Linked DNA regions of Homo sapiens: region 1 is linked to region 2. Evidence: chromatin contacts called from ENCODE Hi-C or POLR2A ChIA-PET data. All regions are on one chromosome and are shown on one strand. Each heading gives the region's core, a stretch centred on a gene start or an enhancer-like site at or near the end of the contact. The rest is flanking DNA. Distances are from core to core; before and after follow the strand shown.

Evidence for each region. Hi-C counts contacts between places; a loop is a spot of excess contacts on that map. ChIA-PET counts read pairs that join two places held with the same protein, here RNA polymerase II (POLR2A). Pooled maps may share reads with other maps.
Region 1: a loop to region 2 is called in a map of B cell, with 5 times the contacts of the local background. The contact joins two enhancer-like sites. A Hi-C loop is called at or near these places in 2 of 168 maps with a recorded cell type or tissue (B cell and GM12878), 8 of 37 single-sample maps with no recorded cell type and 10 of 50 pooled maps. POLR2A ChIA-PET finds 5 or more read pairs at or near these places in 4 of 52 experiments (GM12878, K562, OCI-LY7 and 1 more).

What each region holds. Positions count from the first base shown.
Region 1 is chr12:101,928,356-101,931,055 of GRCh38, reverse strand. No RefSeq gene overlaps it. Among named protein-coding and RNA genes, the nearest start is that of DRAM1-AS1, 35 kb to the left of the region's middle. RefSeq lists an enhancer at 325-404 and a silencer at 615-664. Within about 2 kb of position 1,354, at least 3 of the 41 ENCODE cell types and tissues checked have a DNase peak (open chromatin) inside an H3K27ac peak, as active enhancers do; they include B cell and GM12878, where a contact is called at or near this core.
Region 2 is chr12:102,009,007-102,011,706 of GRCh38, reverse strand. No RefSeq gene overlaps it. Among named protein-coding and RNA genes, the nearest start is that of DRAM1-AS1, 46 kb to the right of the region's middle. Within about 2 kb of position 1,351, at least 5 of the 41 ENCODE cell types and tissues checked have a DNase peak (open chromatin) inside an H3K27ac peak, as active enhancers do; they include B cell and GM12878, where a contact is called at or near this core.

The DNA.
Region 1 (2,700 bases), core at 105-2,604, 81 kb after region 2:
TTGTACACACATGTTTGTAGCAGCATTATTCACAATGTGGAAGCAACTGAAGTGTCCATCAACAGATGATTGGTAAACAAAGTGGGTATAAATGTACAATGGAATCTTACTAAGCCTTAATATGGAAAAAATTCCAACACATGCTACAACATGGATGGTGCTGAGACATTACGCTAAATGAAATAAGCCAGTCACAAAAAGAGAAATGCTGTATGATTCCACTTATATGAGGTATCTAGAATAGTCAAAATCATAGAGCCAGAAAGTAGAATAATGGTTGCCAGGGGCTGGGGCAAGAGGGAATCAGGAGTTATTGTTCAATGGGCACAGAGTTTCAGTTTTACAAGATGAAGAGGGTTCTGGAGATGGATGGTGGTGATGGTTGCACAACATTATGAATGTATTCAAAACCACTGAACTGCACACTTAAAAATGGCTACGACGGCCAGGCGTGCGTGGTGGTGGCTCACGCCTATAATCCTAACACTTTGGGAGGCCCAGACAAAAGGATCTCTTGAGTCCAGGAGTTTGAGGCCAGCCTAGGCAACATAGTGAGACCCTATCGCTACAAAAAATACAAAAATTAGCCAAGCACGGTGGTGCACACCTGTAGTCCCAGCTACTTGGGAGGCTGAGGTGGGAGGATCACTTGAGCCCAGAGGTTGAGGCTGCAGTGAGCCAAGATCACACCACTGCACTCCAGTCTGGGTGGCAGAGTGAGATCTGTCTCAAAAAAAAAAAATCACCAAGATGATAAAATTTATGTTATATTTTACCACAGTAAAGTAATAATAATGGTCACCAAGAGTGTTCAAACATAATAATAAAATGATAATAGTAATAAATTAAAATAACTTTTTTAAAAAGTGAGCACTGAGGACTTCTTTTACCCAGCCCTGTGATAGCCTAGATGGTCCTTTCCCTGGGCCTCACCATGACTTCTCCTTTGGGAAGTCCAGACAGACGGACGACAACCCCCAGTCCCTCTTACCGCACCATCCAGAAGCAAAAGATACCAGGAGTTGAGAGTCATAAGAACCCACACCTCACAGCCACCAGAGCCTGAATCGTACTGAAAGCCTGCTGCACCCTGTCTCACTGCGCAGTGGAATCCTTGGCCTCTTCAGTGCTCCTCCTCAGGCTGTGGTGGTTGCAGGAGAACTGATATGGCTTGGCTATGTCCCCACCTAAAATCTCATCTTGAATTGTAATAATCCCCACGTGTCAAGGGGGGCCCAGGTGGAGATAATTGAATCATGAGGGCGGTTTCCCCCATACTGTTCTTGTGATACTGAGTTCACACGAGATGTGGGGGTTTTATAAGGGGCATCCCCCCCTTTGCTCGGCTCTCATTCTCTCTCCTGCCACCATGTGAAGAAGGATGTGTTTGCTTCCCCTTTCGCCGTGATTATAAGTTTCCTGAGGCCTCCCTAGCCATGTGAAACTGTAAGCCAATTAAAGCTCTTTTCTTTATAAATTACCCAGTCTCTGGTACGTCTTTATTAGCAGCGTGAGAACTGACTCATACAAGAACTGATCCCCATTCCCACCAAAGACCAGGTGTATCATACAAACCCTCTCTTACTGTTTCTACTCCTGATTCCTATCACCTGCTCCCACCCCCACAATTCTTAGATGCCCAGACTTCAACCAGGACCTGCCGTTTTGAAGTGGCAATCCAAACATTTCACCCATTTTTCTAAACTTGCCAGCTTAAGGGTTTCATTTCTCAAGGCCTTATATTATATAACCCTAGAAAAGCTGACAAATTAATTCATACTCCTAAGGCAGTGACTGGGAATCACACTGTCAGCATGGCAAAGGTTAACCGTAGGAGTCACAGTCCTGGGTTTGGTTCTAGCCCCATCATTTGGTATCTGGTGACAACCTCGCTACATCTTAATTTCCTCATGAATAAAATAGGGTTAACTATGAGGAAACGCCCTCCTTACAGTGTCTGTGATATAGGAAATAATCAGTATTAACAGAACATAAGTGATCATGTAAGCAGATGAAGAAATATCCTTAGTTTTTAGGTGAAAGTCCCTGAATACCTGGTACTGAAAAAATTATGATGCCTCCCCATAGGTAATTCCAAATAATATTTTCTTTTTCCAAATGACATAAAGGATACATTTAGGCAAACATAAAGCTGATTATTTCCAAGTCAATTTTTAAGTTTCTCAAAGGTAAAGTTTCTTTCCTCTCTCTCTCTCTCTCTCTCTCTGACTACTGAATTGCTGGTGTCCCCCACTCATTGAGTCATTCTGCAGTAACCACCAAGCTACAAGGTCAGGGAGGATCAAAAGGTCTGTGGGTTGCCCCTGGTGTTCTGTCCTGGATCACTTTGCCAGAGAGGAGAGAATATTGTGCTTGATTGTTGATGTCTGTAAAAATACAATCGTCTCCAGCTGGGCATGGTCGCTCACGCCTGTAATCCTAGCACTTTGGGAGGCCGAAGTGGGCGGACCATGAGGTCAAGAGATCAAGACCATCCTAGCCAACATGATGAAACCCCGTCTCTACTAAAAATATAAAGCTTAGCTGGGCGTGGTGGCACACGCCTGTCGTCCCAGCTACTCGGGAGGCTCAGGCAGGAGAATCACTTGAACCCGAGAGGCGAAGTTGCAGTGAGCCAAGCTCGCACCACTGCACTTTAGCCTGGTGACAGAGCGAGACTCCATCTCAAAATTTAAAACA
Region 2 (2,700 bases), core at 102-2,601:
TACTTATGTGAAAAATATATAAATGCATTTAACTAATTGTGCCCATTTTAGTTTAGTTCACCTGCAAGTAGAGCCTGAGAAAAGGACTTGGGTGTATACAGGTCATTCACAAGGTGATCCCAGAAAACAGAAGTAAAAAAACAGGGAGAGGAAAAGGGAGAAAACCACTTAAAAGTTTATTATCGGCCAGGTGAGGTAGCTCATACCTGTAATCCCAGCACTTCGGGATGCTGAGGTAGGTGGATCACTTGAGGTCAGGAGTTTGAGACCAGCCTGGCCAACATGGTGAAACCCTGTGTCTACTAAAAATACAAAATTTAGCCGGGCGTGGTGGCATGCACCTGTACTCCCAGCTACTGGGAGGCTGAGGCAGGAGACTCACTTGAACCCAGGAGGTGGAGATTGCAGTGAGCCCAGATGGAACCACTGCACTCCAGCCTGGGTGATAGAGTGAGACTCTCTCAAAAATAATAAAAAATTTAAGAAGTATGTTATCAAGATTGCCAGTTGGGGTTTGAGTGCTCCAAGACCCTCTGAGAAGCTTTCAGAATGCCTCCCAAAATTTTCCACCTAATAAAACTGGGAACATTAATTAAGCAATTTCCATCCCCCGTTAGTTGAGTTGCCTCCAGGGGCATTAATTATCCCTGCACTTCTGGGCTGTGCTTCTGTGTGGAAAAGCAGCACCCCAGTGTTGAAGAAAGACTTGGAACAGGAAGCAGAAAGATACATGGCTTCGGCTTGCAGTGGGATTTCACAAGCAGAAAGGACAAGTCCAAGCTTACTCACCTAGAACTATCCATGTAGCTGTGACTGATACCGGAAGTGGACGAGGGAATGTGCAAAAGAGATATTTGCTGCAGTCTACCCAAATGCAGTCAATTCAGAACTGATTGAGTCCCATGTTAAGTCTACTTTGTCTTTTGTCTGTGGGATAACACAAGGTGATGGCCAGCCACAGTCTTTCTAAAATCTACACATGAAGATTAGTGAGACAAGCCACAATTACTGTCACTATGACTGAACGCAAGGCCAAAACTGGTACTTATCATCTTCTTCCACCACCCATTTTACATTTCTCCTGCTCTATATCAGAAATTCCGCTGGTCTAGGCTGGTTGTCAAGCATAGTGACCCAGACCTTCATCCTTTAAGTTTTCTAGGGCTTTGATTGCTTTGCCCTGTTTAGGCTATGATTATCACAGTCATCTGTTTGCTGTTTCTTACCAGGCACTGAAGCACCACGACATGCCCCAGTGAACCACCTGCGTTCTAGACACATTCTTCCTGTTTCATTTTGTAATCACAACCCTAGCTCCTCATGTTAACATATTACTTCCTATTTTTGTCCCACAGACATGAGCAGTCCCAAGGGACCGATTGGCAGCAGTAGATTCAGCTTAGTGGAATCCTTACTGTGCTCCCCCATGGAAGTGTGCTAGTTCCTTCCCCCTACCCCATCTGGGAACTGGGACTTCCAGGAAAGTCTGAGGCGGCAGGGATGGGAAGCACAATTACAAAAGAATGTCACTGAGAATGGTGGAGAAGGATCATTCCTATTTCTTTTCTCTTGGTTCCTGGATCTGTGAATCCTGGCAGCTGAGGACATGGCATCATATGCTAGCCATTTTTGTAGTGCTTTTACCACATCCTAGAGATTAGCACTTCAACCTTGCAGAATGTCATCTCTGAGATGGTGACTACAATGAGCCTATAATAGACCATTTCATTGTTCTATTTGATTGATTTCTTCTGGATGATGCTGTATGCGGTAAGACAAGTGGATCCAACAATTCATGCGCCTGTTGTTAGTCATTTACTACAAAATAATCCCAAGATCTGAGGCAGTGTAATGCGAGATACCATGTTGGTAATAGACATCCTGTAGGCTATCAGAGGGTAATGCTGGCAGAGGTGCTGCTGGAAGGAAAGGAAAGCCCCTATTAAGAGTAGTAATTAATTACAATAAGAAAGAATTACTCCTCTTCCAGGGTGGAAGGAATTTAATGCAAATAAATTGCTCCCAAGTGACTGGTTAACCTCTTCAAGGAATAGTACCAAATCATTGGTCTCTGCTGCCGACAAATAGGGTATTCAGCAGTAGCTGAATCCTAGCTCATCTAGCTCATCACTAGATGAGCATTAGTGTGGAAGCCCAAGCTGTTGGGCCCAAGCATAGCCGGCATCTCTGCTGCCACGATTACTCCATTTGTGGGCTCATTGTATAACCTGGGGCAATCAAGGACAAGGCTGGCTGACATCTACTGGAGAAATCATCTTGTCCACCTAATTTTTGCCTCCTCAGGTGAGTGTTTTCTTTCTGGCATTTCATCCTACAAAAATCTCCACACTTTGGACACATTCCCATAGTTTTGTCCACATTCTTCATCCTTAAATCTCACTTTCTCTAATCTTCCAATATTGCTCCCTTCTTATCCCTGACCAGCCAAACCAGTTACCAAGATCAAAAGTCTGTAGTATTTAACTCAGGCCATGTGCTTCTTCAGCAACATCATGACAAAGTGTACTGTTTGAAGCTCTGTCCATCAGGAAGATTATTTTCCTCACCACTAATTGTTAGAGCCACCTCTGTCAGAGGCAGCAGTGTGGCAGCAAGCCATTTTTGCCTACACCAATATATATCAAGCTTGTCCATGCATCAACAAGGTCCACTGTTTGCTGTCAGCTAGTGAGATAATAT